2 separate regions of the Homo sapiens genome follow, and region 1 is linked to region 2. A link is an interaction called in ENCODE POLR2A ChIA-PET data of the cell type or tissue named here. Cell type or tissue: Caco-2. All regions are shown on one strand. Each heading gives the region's core, and the rest is flanking DNA. Links, peaks and the distances in the headings are about the cores only.

Region 1 (5,378 bases), core at 251-5,250, 180 kb after region 2:
TCCGTCTAAAAAAAGAAAAAAAAAAATTCAGAGAATAGTATAATGGATCCTCATGGACCTACTACCTTAGATCTTAATATAATTTGAGTGTTTGAGGAGACTCCTGGAATCATTTCTTTTTTAATTGAGTTCAAATTTCATGACTGATATCACGAGAATAAAATGATTTACTTACATATCCTGTGCAAGTGATAAATGATAATTCCTTTGCCTTCTGGATTTTGGATTTTTGTGTCCCTAAAGGATCCTAGCACCCTTTCCCAGCTCTCTGAGTTTGGTGGAACAGCAGGGCACGTGGCATTGACCACTTTGCTATGTTATTTGGATATCAGAGTGCACTGGTCATCTCAAAAGCATTTGAAACCGACATGAAAACCTTAATTCATTTCGATGACCACTTACCCTTACACTTCAGCACTTTTGGACAAAAGCACAGACAGCCACTGTGAGCTATAAAAAAAATAATAATGATTTGAAAACAGAACGACTAAGATTTTTACTCAAAGAAACACAGTTCCTTGAATGTTTTGGGCTGCATCCCACTCCCCAGGGTTTTTGTACTTGCTGTACCTCTGTCCAGATGATGCTCCTGTCTGGATCGACCAAACCCCCATTTACCCTTCAGATCTCAATTTGAGTGACCCTTTTCCTGGGAAGCCATGGCCTATCCTCCTCCCCGCCCCCAGCCCCCGACATAGATGACCTTCTCTGTGTTCCAGAGTTACTCTTTGCTAACGTCTGACCCACTTGTCTGTCTTCCCAGCTGTCTGTAAGGTATGTGAGAGAAGAACCACTGATCTGTGTAGTGGGGACTTATAATGTAGGAATTAAGTAACAAGATACAAACTTTGGAACTTGAAGCCTGGATTCAAATATGATCCCAGCACTTACTGGCTGTGGGGCCCTAGGCAAGTTCTTAAATCTGAGCCTCAGTTTTGTCATACCTTATGTGAAGATACTAATACCCACATCACAGAGTTGTCATGAGGTTCGTGAGACATTATGAGTATAAAGCAATTAGAAGAGTGAGTTCCTAGCTTAGAGTTAACACTCAATAAAGATAGGCAGAATAAAAGAAAAACAAAAAGGAAGGAAAGAGGAAAAAGAGGAAGGGAGTAGAGTGAATGACTGCCCAGGCAAAAAGCCAACATGAGAATTCCCCACAACTGAGAGATTCTAATCTTGAGGATTGCTCTTCTCTATTTAGCTATGGCCAGATTACAGGAACCTTAACGTTTTGAAGTTCAAAGTGTATAGTTTTCAACTACATGTTTGCACTCAAGACTTTTATGGAGAAAAACAAGTTTTTCAATTCTTTTAAAGCCACTACCCTGAAGGGGAATGCACGGGGCTACTTTCTCATTTCTCCTCAGGGGCTGATGTGATTTTCATCTTTCTGCTATGCTTTTGGACTCTGGGGCTCATCCATACTTAGATGGCCTCATGTCCTTATTTATTTGAAAATTATATTGACTGAGCACCAACGAGTACAGAGCATTACAGCTAAAACAAATATGAAATAATGTGGTCTTTTCATGGCTGGGCACGGTGGTTCATGTCTGTAATCTTAGCACTTTGGGAGGCCAAGGTGGGTGGATCACCCGAGGTTAGGTGTTCAAGACCAGCCTGGCCAACATGGTGAAACCTTGTCTCTACTAAAACTACAAAAAATTAGCTGGGTGTGGTGGCATGTGCCTTTGGTCCCAGCTACTCGGGAGGCTGAGGCAGAAGAATCACTTGAACATGGGAGGCAGAAGTTGCAGCTGAAATTGTGCCATTGCACTCCAGCCTCAGCAACAAGAGTGAAACTCTGTCTCAAATAATAATAATAATAATGATGTGGTCTTTTCAACTTTGCCTGCCTGTATCACCCAGAGTTTGGCAACATTAATTGTGCATGAAGCAAAGTGGTGTTATTAAGAGATTCAATATGTATAGCTGTTGGGACTCTCATTGCTGGAATGGTGGCTCTGAATCACAGATACTTTCATTTTTCTCAGAACAGTTCAACTTGGAGCACCCGCTATATGCCCCACGCTGTGACAGACTCTCAGGGGACACCAAGGGAAGTAAGGCCCAGCTCCCGCCTCAAAGAGCTGACCATCAACTGGCGGGGATTAGACAATGAGAGAAGTCCAAGCTAAAGAAAGTACCACAGGAGAAACACCAGGCGCTTGAGGTTTCAAAGGAGGGAAAGGATATATCAGGTTGGAGATACTAACAAAAGACTTTATTCATTCATCCATGTATATCCAATGAAAATATTTATTGGGTGCCTACTATATACCAGGCACTAAGTTAGCTATCAGGAATAAGATATAAGTAAGCCATTATTCCTAGCCTCAAAGACTTCATAAAAAAGTAGGAGGAACACACATGTAGACAAACAATAATATTCATTAATTCATTTATTCAACATTTAATGAGTATCTATTAAGTCCCAAGCTCAAGAGTGGTGAGAAGAAAGGTCTCTGTGGTAAAGGAACCCACAGTCTAGCTCAGATGATAGGTGTATAAACAGAACATTTCTATGTAAAGTAGTGTGTTCAGTGCTGTGATAGGTATGTTAAAAAAAATTGCAAAGTCTCAAGATAGAGGGTGAAGGGCAATAAACTCTTTCTGGGGTCAGAGAAAGCTTCTGTAGAGAACACAACAGAGGGAGTATTACAGGACGAAGGAGCTTTTCAGGTAATTATAGAGAGGCAGGAGGAAGAGTATCTGAGGCAGGTTGTACCAATATGGCTGGAATAAGAAGAGTAGAGATGTACCAGAGACAGAGGGTGGCCAAATGGTGCGAGGTTTTAGAGCCCTTCAGCTGAAAGAATGGAATGTCAAGGTATAATGACCACTCAGAGGAGCAGGTAAACAACTGAGTGCAGGGTGTGGATGGAATCTCAGGGAAAGGTTCCTGGTGGAGTACATATCTGAGAGTTTTAAGTAATGTGCAGGAACTTGTTAAGAAGAAACAGCATTCCTCAGAATGGATTTTGCAGGTGAAAATAATGGAGAGAAGAAATTTCAGAGTCAACAGCTTGAGCAAAAAGCAAAGAAGCAAAAAGCCCACGTACATACAATCAGGGAGAGGTGAGAGCCTGTGAAGGCGGCTCTTCACATGTCTCTAATCTCAGTGAACTCTGTGTTTCTGCCCTGACTCTGCTCATTGTACAACATGGGGGAGGGGTCCTCCTTCCATCCCTTTCTCCTCTTCAAGGGTGACTCTTGGGTACTCAGAGTTTTATGAAATTAGGAGACCAAACTTGTTTCGTTTGTTTGTTTGTTTTTGAGACAGAGTCTTACTCTGTTGCCCAGGCTGGAGTGCAGTGGTGTGTTCTCGGCTCACTGCAATCTCTGCCTCCCGGGTTCAGGTGATTCTCATGTCTCAGCCTCCCGAGTAGATGGGATCACAGGCATGCACCACCATGCCAGGCTAATTTTTGTATTTTTAGTAGAGACAGGGTTTCACCATGTTGTCCACTCTGGTCTCGAACTCCTGACTTCAGGTGATCCAACTGCTTCAGCCTCCCAAAGAGCTGGGATTACAGGGGTGTGCCACCACACCTGGCCCAAACTTGTTTTTAAGGCCCCCAGATCAACAGTGGCTGCTACAGGCTTAAGAGTATGGCAAAAAAAAAAAAAAAAAAAAAAAGGCTCTAGGCTCCAATGCAGAAGTGACCAGGCTGAGCTCCTCCTTCCAGACTACTGACGCACACCAAAGCCCTCTGCCCTATGTTAGAGGCTGGGGATGCCAAAAAGGACCATTCCTGGTTTTTCCTTCTGGGTTTGGAATTTACTGAGAAATAAGACCAGGTCTGCCTCCTTACACACACTACTAACAAGCATCCAAATTGGGGCCGTCATTTGAGTCACCTGGGAAGTTTGCATTACATGCCTAGTCCAGGGATTCCACTATCTTGGAAGAACATTTCTGAAATTCCTTTGTTGGAATTTCATGGGGTCACAGTCAGACCCATAGACACCACCTACCCAGTTCTACTCTTCACTTCGTATGTGGGGTCACCAAGGCTCTGGAGCTTTGAAACCCACTGAGACAACATTTCCAATTGCAGGCACAGCTGAAACCTATCCTCTGCTTTCCTAAGACATGACTTTCCTTCAGAGCCACTTTACAAGCCACAGAAGAAATCCTAAGATTTCTTAGGATTCTCCTAAGAATTCCTAAGATCTCCTGAATCTATAGCAGTAGTTGTTCATTTCTTTGAATCATGGAGTCCTTGGGGAAAATCTGTTAAAGCTAAAAACAGGATCCCTCAGTAAAGAACACATACAGCCAGGTGTGGGGGCTCACGCCTGTAATCCCAGCACTTTGGGAAGCCGAGGCAGGTGGATCACTTGAGCTCAGGAGCTCAAGACCAGCCTGGGCAACATGGTGAAACCAGTCTCTACCAAAAATACAAAAATTTAGCCAGACATGGTGGTACACACCTGTGGTCCCAGCTACTTGGGAGGCTGAGCTGGGAGGATTGATCCCTTGAGCCTGGGAGGCAGAGGTTGCAGTGAGCCAAGATAATACCACTGCACTCCAACCTGGGTGACAGAGTGAGACCCTGTCTCAAAAATAAATAGACAAAAATACACATATACTTAAAAACTTCCACACACTCCAGGATGAGAACTCTTGCCCTATGTCAGCATACTAACTCCTTCCTTCAAATTTCAACAGCAGCTATTATGCAGCATGATCATCTTCCTCATACTCTAGACCTCCAGCCAAGTGACTTCTGGCTCTTCCCAACTATCAAATCCCTAAAGGAACGAGATGTTCCTGTGCTGAGGAGGTCCAAAAGAATGTGCTGTAGATTCAAAAGCCATTTCCACAAGGAGCATTCCAAGGATATTTGAAGAAATCCAGAGTCCCTGGAAAGCACAGCTTCTCCAGATGACCACCTAGAAGAGGGTAGCATCTCCGTACCTGTGCTGGTTGGCTCTTAAATAATCAGTCCCTTTCCCAGGCAAGGCTCATGGGGAGCCTTTGGTGTGATAACTTCTTATATGCTAATACAATAATGGACAATTCCAAAGCTTAGCAGAGAGCCCCCATTAGCAGATACTGCCTTCTCCATTCAGGTTTTTGGAACCACGCCAGGCAGTTATGTGCATCTGCCTTCCTGTTCCAAACTTTGTATAAACATGTACCTCTATTTTCTTCTTCTTTTTTTTTTTTTTTTGGTGGCGGGGGGTACGGAGTCTCACTCTGTCACCAGGTTGTAGTGGAGCGATCTCGGCTCACTGCAACCTCCACCTCCCAAGTTCAAGCGATTCTCCTGCCTCAGCCTGCCGAGTAGCTGGGACTACAGGCATGTGCCACCATGCCCAGCTAATTTTGTATTTTTAGTAGAGACAGGGTTTCACCATGTTGG
Region 2 (5,378 bases), core at 322-5,321:
GCGGCGTGGTGGCAGGTGCCTGTAATCCCAGCTACTTGGGAAGCGGAGGCAGGAGAATCACTTGAACCTGGGAGGTGGAGTTTGCAGTGTGCCAAGATTGCGCCACTGCACTCCAACCTATATGGCAGGGCAAGACTTGGTCTCAAAGAAAAAAAATTAAAAAGAAAAAGAAAAAGAATGCATGATAGGGAATAATTATATACAGTTTTCCTAATAGTGAATAGATATATATAGTAAATATGGACTATGACAACGCATCATTACCATGTGATTTAGGTGTTAACCACTGTGCTAGGTGTCGAGGATACAATGATAAATGCGATCTGGCCCCTACCCCTTAACTCCTCCTCTGAGAGTTAGCTAGCAGATCTTTTTGGCCTAGACTCTCCATCTGTTGCACCCTAGGAATCATCTAGTCTGTTTCTTTATCCTAAGCAGCTTTATGCCAGCCCTTTTTTGTTTCAAAGTTGTTAATGCATTTATGATTAACCAGTAGTGGCTTCTTGAAGTGCTGTTTTAAAGAGTATACGGTTATATCTGGAGTCAGTGGCAAAAAATGCAGTGATTAGTCATGCCTTCCATGGGGGCAGGCAGGAGAAATGAAGGCAAACAGAACATCTATTTGTTACACCTGAACTAGTTGTCCAGAATGATCAGTTTCTCTCTGCAACTGTTACAAATGATCATTTTATTGCTGGAACTCACCATTTCTTAAATCAGTGTATAAACTATTCCCCTCTTGGGAAGTCCTAGAGCAAAGGAATCCATTTAACTTTGTTGTCACAGTATCACAAACATATTTTTTTGTCCAAGGAAGCTGTCTCTTCTTCATTGCTAATTATATAACCCATACCAATGCTGGAGGTGTCACTCTGCTCCAGGTCTGTAGATGTGTTCACCATCACTGCACATGAATGCTCTTGATTTCCCAGTGTTGTCATAGTGACTTTTGTTGAGGTGGGAAACCCCTGGGCTGAATGCTACCGTGTTCTGTGGAGGCCCTTATTTAATAGCTTTTCCCTCTATTTTGCCATTTAAAATTTCACTTCCTGTCACAGCTGGAGTTAAAAATGCTTACTAGTTGCCTGTCTGGAGTTTTCCTCTTTAAAATTTTCAAGGCCACACACAAATGAGTTCTTGCATTTCTGAGGTGTATTAGAGGTAGTTTTGTTTATTCTATTTGTTGGCTGAAAGCCATGCTCATCAAGGAAATACTCTCTCTAAGAAGTTAATCCTTAAATGTCTTTTACTTCTTGGGAAATGCATTTGGACAGCTGAGGAGGTTTCTATTCTCTTGTGGCTACCTGTCTGGCCACAGAAGGTGGAGAGAAAATGGAGGTTGTGCTATATCTTGGTGTAGTCTTGGAAAGAGTATTGCATTTAAAGTCACTAGTGGCCGGGCACAGTGGCTCATGCCTGTAATCCCAGCACTTTGGGAGCCCGAGGTGGGCGGATCACTTGAGGTCAGGGGTTTGAGACCAGCCTGGCTAACATGGTGAAACCCTGTCTCTACTAAAAATACAGAAATTAGCTGGGCTTAGTGGTGCAAGCCTGTAATTCCAGCTACTCGGGAGGCTGAGGCAGGAGGATCACTTGAACCTGGGAGGCAGAGGTTATAGAGAGCTGAGATCACGCCACTGCACTCCAGCCTGGGTGACAGCAAGACTCGGTCTAAAAAAAGAAAAGTCACTAGCTCTGGATGTAAGTCCTGGTACCATTGCTTAGTTGCTATGCAGTCTTGAGCCAATTAACTAAACTGAACATCATTTGACTCAACTATAATATAAAATGAAGATTATTACAATATGGAGTTGTTGAGAGGAATAAATGGGATGGTATAGGAAAGCACCTTTGCAAAAGCATTATTGTTAGATGTCTGGGTTTGCATTTTTCCTTGTTGGTTTCTCTATTATTCTTGTCTTAACCAGATGCAGTGTGTATGTGAAATGCAGTCTTTCCTGCAGCATCCAGATGTGCTTTTTATGAAAAGCTGGTAGACCAAACACCTGATACTAAATCCAACTTGGTTTTGGTGGCGGGACTCGTCTTGTTTTCCCTTCACTACTCTTCTTGTTCATCATGTAGATCTTCAGCACAGTATTGATCATCATTTATAAATTACACCTTAATTGTAATGTCTTTTAACATGTTTGTGAAGAAAAAGAGGTGCTCTCTCCCCCACAAAATTTTATTATTTTTTATTTTATAAATAAAAATATATTTTTAGAGACAAGGTCTCACTAAGTCACACAGGCTGGCCTGGAACTCCTGGGGTCAAGGAATCCTCCTGCTGCAGGCTCCTGAGTAGCTGAGATTATGGATGTGCACCACCATACCCACCTCACAAACCTTAAAAAAAAAATTTAGTTGAGCGAATGCAGCAGCTAGCTCATGTTCTGGGAGAAATGGGAGCCTAAGAAGGAAAAGACAGAATGTTAGAAGAGAATTACCGGCCAGGTGTGGTGGTGCACGCCTGTGATCCTAGCACTTTGGGAGGCCGAGGCGGGTGGATCACTTGAGGTCAGGAGTTCGAGACCAGCTGGCCAACATGGCAAAACCCTACCTCTACTAAAAATACAAAGATTAGCTGGGCATGATGGCAGGCATCTGTAATCCCAGATACTTGGGAGGCTGAGGCATGAGAATCGCTTGAGCCTGGGAGGTGGAGGTTGCAGTGAGCTAAGATCGCACCACTGCACTCTAGCCTGGGGGATAGAGCGAGACTCTGTCTCCAAAAAAAAAAAAAAAAAAAAAAAAAAAATTAGTCAGGTGTGATGGTGCACGCTTGTAATCCCAGGCAGTCAGGAGGCTGGGGCACAAGAACCACTTGAACCCAGGAGGCAGAGGTTGCAGTGAGCCAGGATCGCACCACTGCACTCCAAACTGGGTGACAGAGTGAGACTCTGTCTCAAAAAAAAAGAAAAAAATAAAAAGAGAGAATTACCTATTTGACAAAATGTTGAGAGTCTGTACTCTGCATCTTAACTCAGGTGAAGATGATGATCCGTGAGGTGGGATCCCATTGCATAATGCACAGCTTCCTGCCATCTCTCTGGCTCTATCTCACTCCTTTTTCTTCTGTCAACTTCTCTTTCCTTCCTGAAACAACTGTCACATTCCTTTCTAGTGGACATTTACACCACTCAGACCCCTTTTAAGAAGGACTTGCTGCCCATGTCCAGGGAGTGGGTTTGCAGACAGCCTCCAGCTGTCCAGCAGCTTCAGGGTCTATTCAAGCAGGGAGAGCTGCCTTGCCCAGGGTCATGCTATTCTCTGGGGAGCCCACAGCCGGTGACTGAGCAGGGTAGAGGCATAAAGGCTGGGCCATTTCAGCCTGATGGGAGACACTCTGATGGGCATACTTGCTCCAGAGCTCCCTCCCTGGTTAGTTGTGGCTTTAGTGGGCCTGCATCACAGGTCAAACTCTTCTGCCCAATCCTGCCTCCTCCTCCTTTCTTTCACAGATATTGATTCCTAATAAACACTTTTAAAATATGTTTAAAATACATCAGTTTTATTGAGATATAATTTACATACCATAAAATTTGCTCTTTTAAAGCATACAGCTAAGTGGTTTTAGTGTATTTATAAAGTTGTGCAATCATCACCACTATCTAATTCCAGAATATTTTCATGACTCCTAAAAAGAAGCTCCATACCTATTAGCAGTCACTCCCTATTTTCCCTTCCCCTATCCCCTGGCAGTCATTACTCTACTTTCTGTCTCTAGATTTGCCTATTCTGGATGTTCCATATGAATGGAATCATATAAGTGGCTTTTGTGACTGGCTTCTTTTTTTAGCCTAATGCCCAGCCTGGGCAACAAGAGTAAAACTCCATCTCAAAAAAAAAAAAAAAAAAATTAAAAAGGGAAGAGAGAAGGACCAGTTGAGAGGTGATGCCAGAGGGACTGGTAAGGGCTGCATTATTAGTGGCATTTATGTCATGATGAGATATTTGGACCCTTCCTGAAGCAGTGGAGACTCAGAGAAGGCAGGTAAGGTGTGATCAGATGTGCCCTCGCTTCATTTGTGGATTACAAATGGTGGGCAGCTCTTCTGTCTTCGAAATCATTCTGAGTCAGTCGGAGCCTGGGAGGAGGGATGTTGCTGGAGGTGAAGGGATGAATTGTAGGTTGAAGAGGGCATCAGAATGAATATCAGGGGCGCAGGATATGCACATGAGACTCAAGGGAAGGTGGAAAGGTAGCAGGGGAGACAGGCAGTGTGGCATGTTGCAAAGAGCATGGGCTTTGGAGTCGGACACACCTGGGTTTTGATTCCTTTTTCATCTCTTAGCCACTCTGTAGTGTTAGGCAGATTACCTAACTTCTTTGATTGGCTCTTTCTTAATCTTTAAAAGGAAGATAATAACCCTAACCTCTCAGTATTTCCTTGTGAGGCTGAAGTGAGGTAACCTATATAAGGCAATCAACTCCTCTTAGCTCATTTTCCCTGTCTCCATTCCTAGGGCAGGCCCAAGAGGTAGCACCCAGGGTGGAGGCCTAGAGTTGGATCATCAGGTAACCAAGGGCAGAGGGCAGGGAAGGTCAGGGGAGCCTGGACCAAGGAACAGGAAGTGGGAGGGAGAGGAGGGCCAGAATTTAGGGAATTGCAGGGCTGGACCCAGGCAGAAGTATCTCTGTATGGATGAAATTTTTTTGAAGCTTAATTCTTTCTGAAGTTCCAGAACTACCTTTCTCTGAAACACTAATTCAGGCCTCTCTGCAACTGTGAATGGTGGCCACTGGGATCCATTTGGATGATGGAGCCTGACAAACCTCACACTGAATTTTAGCCTCTGACAGTGGGCCAGATACAGTGAAGCCAAAGGCTGTGTTTTGGAAGGCACAACTGCCTAGGGATGAAGAGTCTGTAACCAGCCACCTCTATCCGTTCTTGCTTTCTTTTTCTTATTTATTTATTTTTTGGAGACAGAGTCTTGCTCTGTCACCCAGGCTGGAGTGCAGTAGTGCCATCATGGCTCACTGCAGCCTTAAACTCCCGGGCTTAAGCGACCCTCCTGCCTCAGCTTCCCAAAGTGCTGGGAATATGGCCGTGAGCCACCATCCCTGGCCATGTCTTGATTTTTAAAAAGCTATTTCGCATCTGTTAGTTTTCACTTCCAAATGATACATGGTTGAGATCCATGGCCTCTGCAGCAACTTGCCACCCTGTGATGCTGGGACTGAGAGTCAAGTGGAGTTTGGCAGCTACTTCTGAGCCATCCTGGACACTTGCCATCCCAGATGCTAATCTCATCCATCCCGGGATCTGCCACTTATCAGCTGAATGGAAAAACTGCCGGCCTCCAGAATCATAAACACAGTGCAGAAAACCATGCATTTGACCTGTTAGAGATCACTCTTCTTCTGTGGG

What was found. Peaks named below come from ENCODE experiments on the same cell type or tissue, not always from the same donor. Only the 100,000 strongest peaks of a DNase experiment are listed, where the experiment ranks them.
Region 1: POLR2A ChIA-PET joins it to region 2 with 5 read pairs; 6 of 35 experiments call an interaction of 5 or more read pairs at or near these places.

Annotation. Positions count from the first base shown.
Region 1 is chr9:104,970,184-104,975,561 of GRCh38, reverse strand. It overlaps CT70 (cancer/testis associated transcript 70), which reads left to right. Exons shown (of 4, transcript NR_184160.1): 4 at 2,006-2,241. Among named protein-coding and RNA genes, the nearest start is that of CT70, 19 kb to the left of the region's middle. In Caco-2, for the core only: no CTCF peak of the experiment used is centred there; no DNase peak of the experiment used is centred there.
Region 2 is chr9:105,146,750-105,152,127 of GRCh38, reverse strand. All of the region lies in intron 3 of LOC105376197 (a long non-coding RNA gene), which reads right to left. Among named protein-coding and RNA genes, the nearest start is that of SLC44A1, 95 kb to the left of the region's middle. RefSeq lists an enhancer at 832-941. In Caco-2, for the core only: no CTCF peak of the experiment used is centred there; a DNase peak (open chromatin) is centred at 3,307.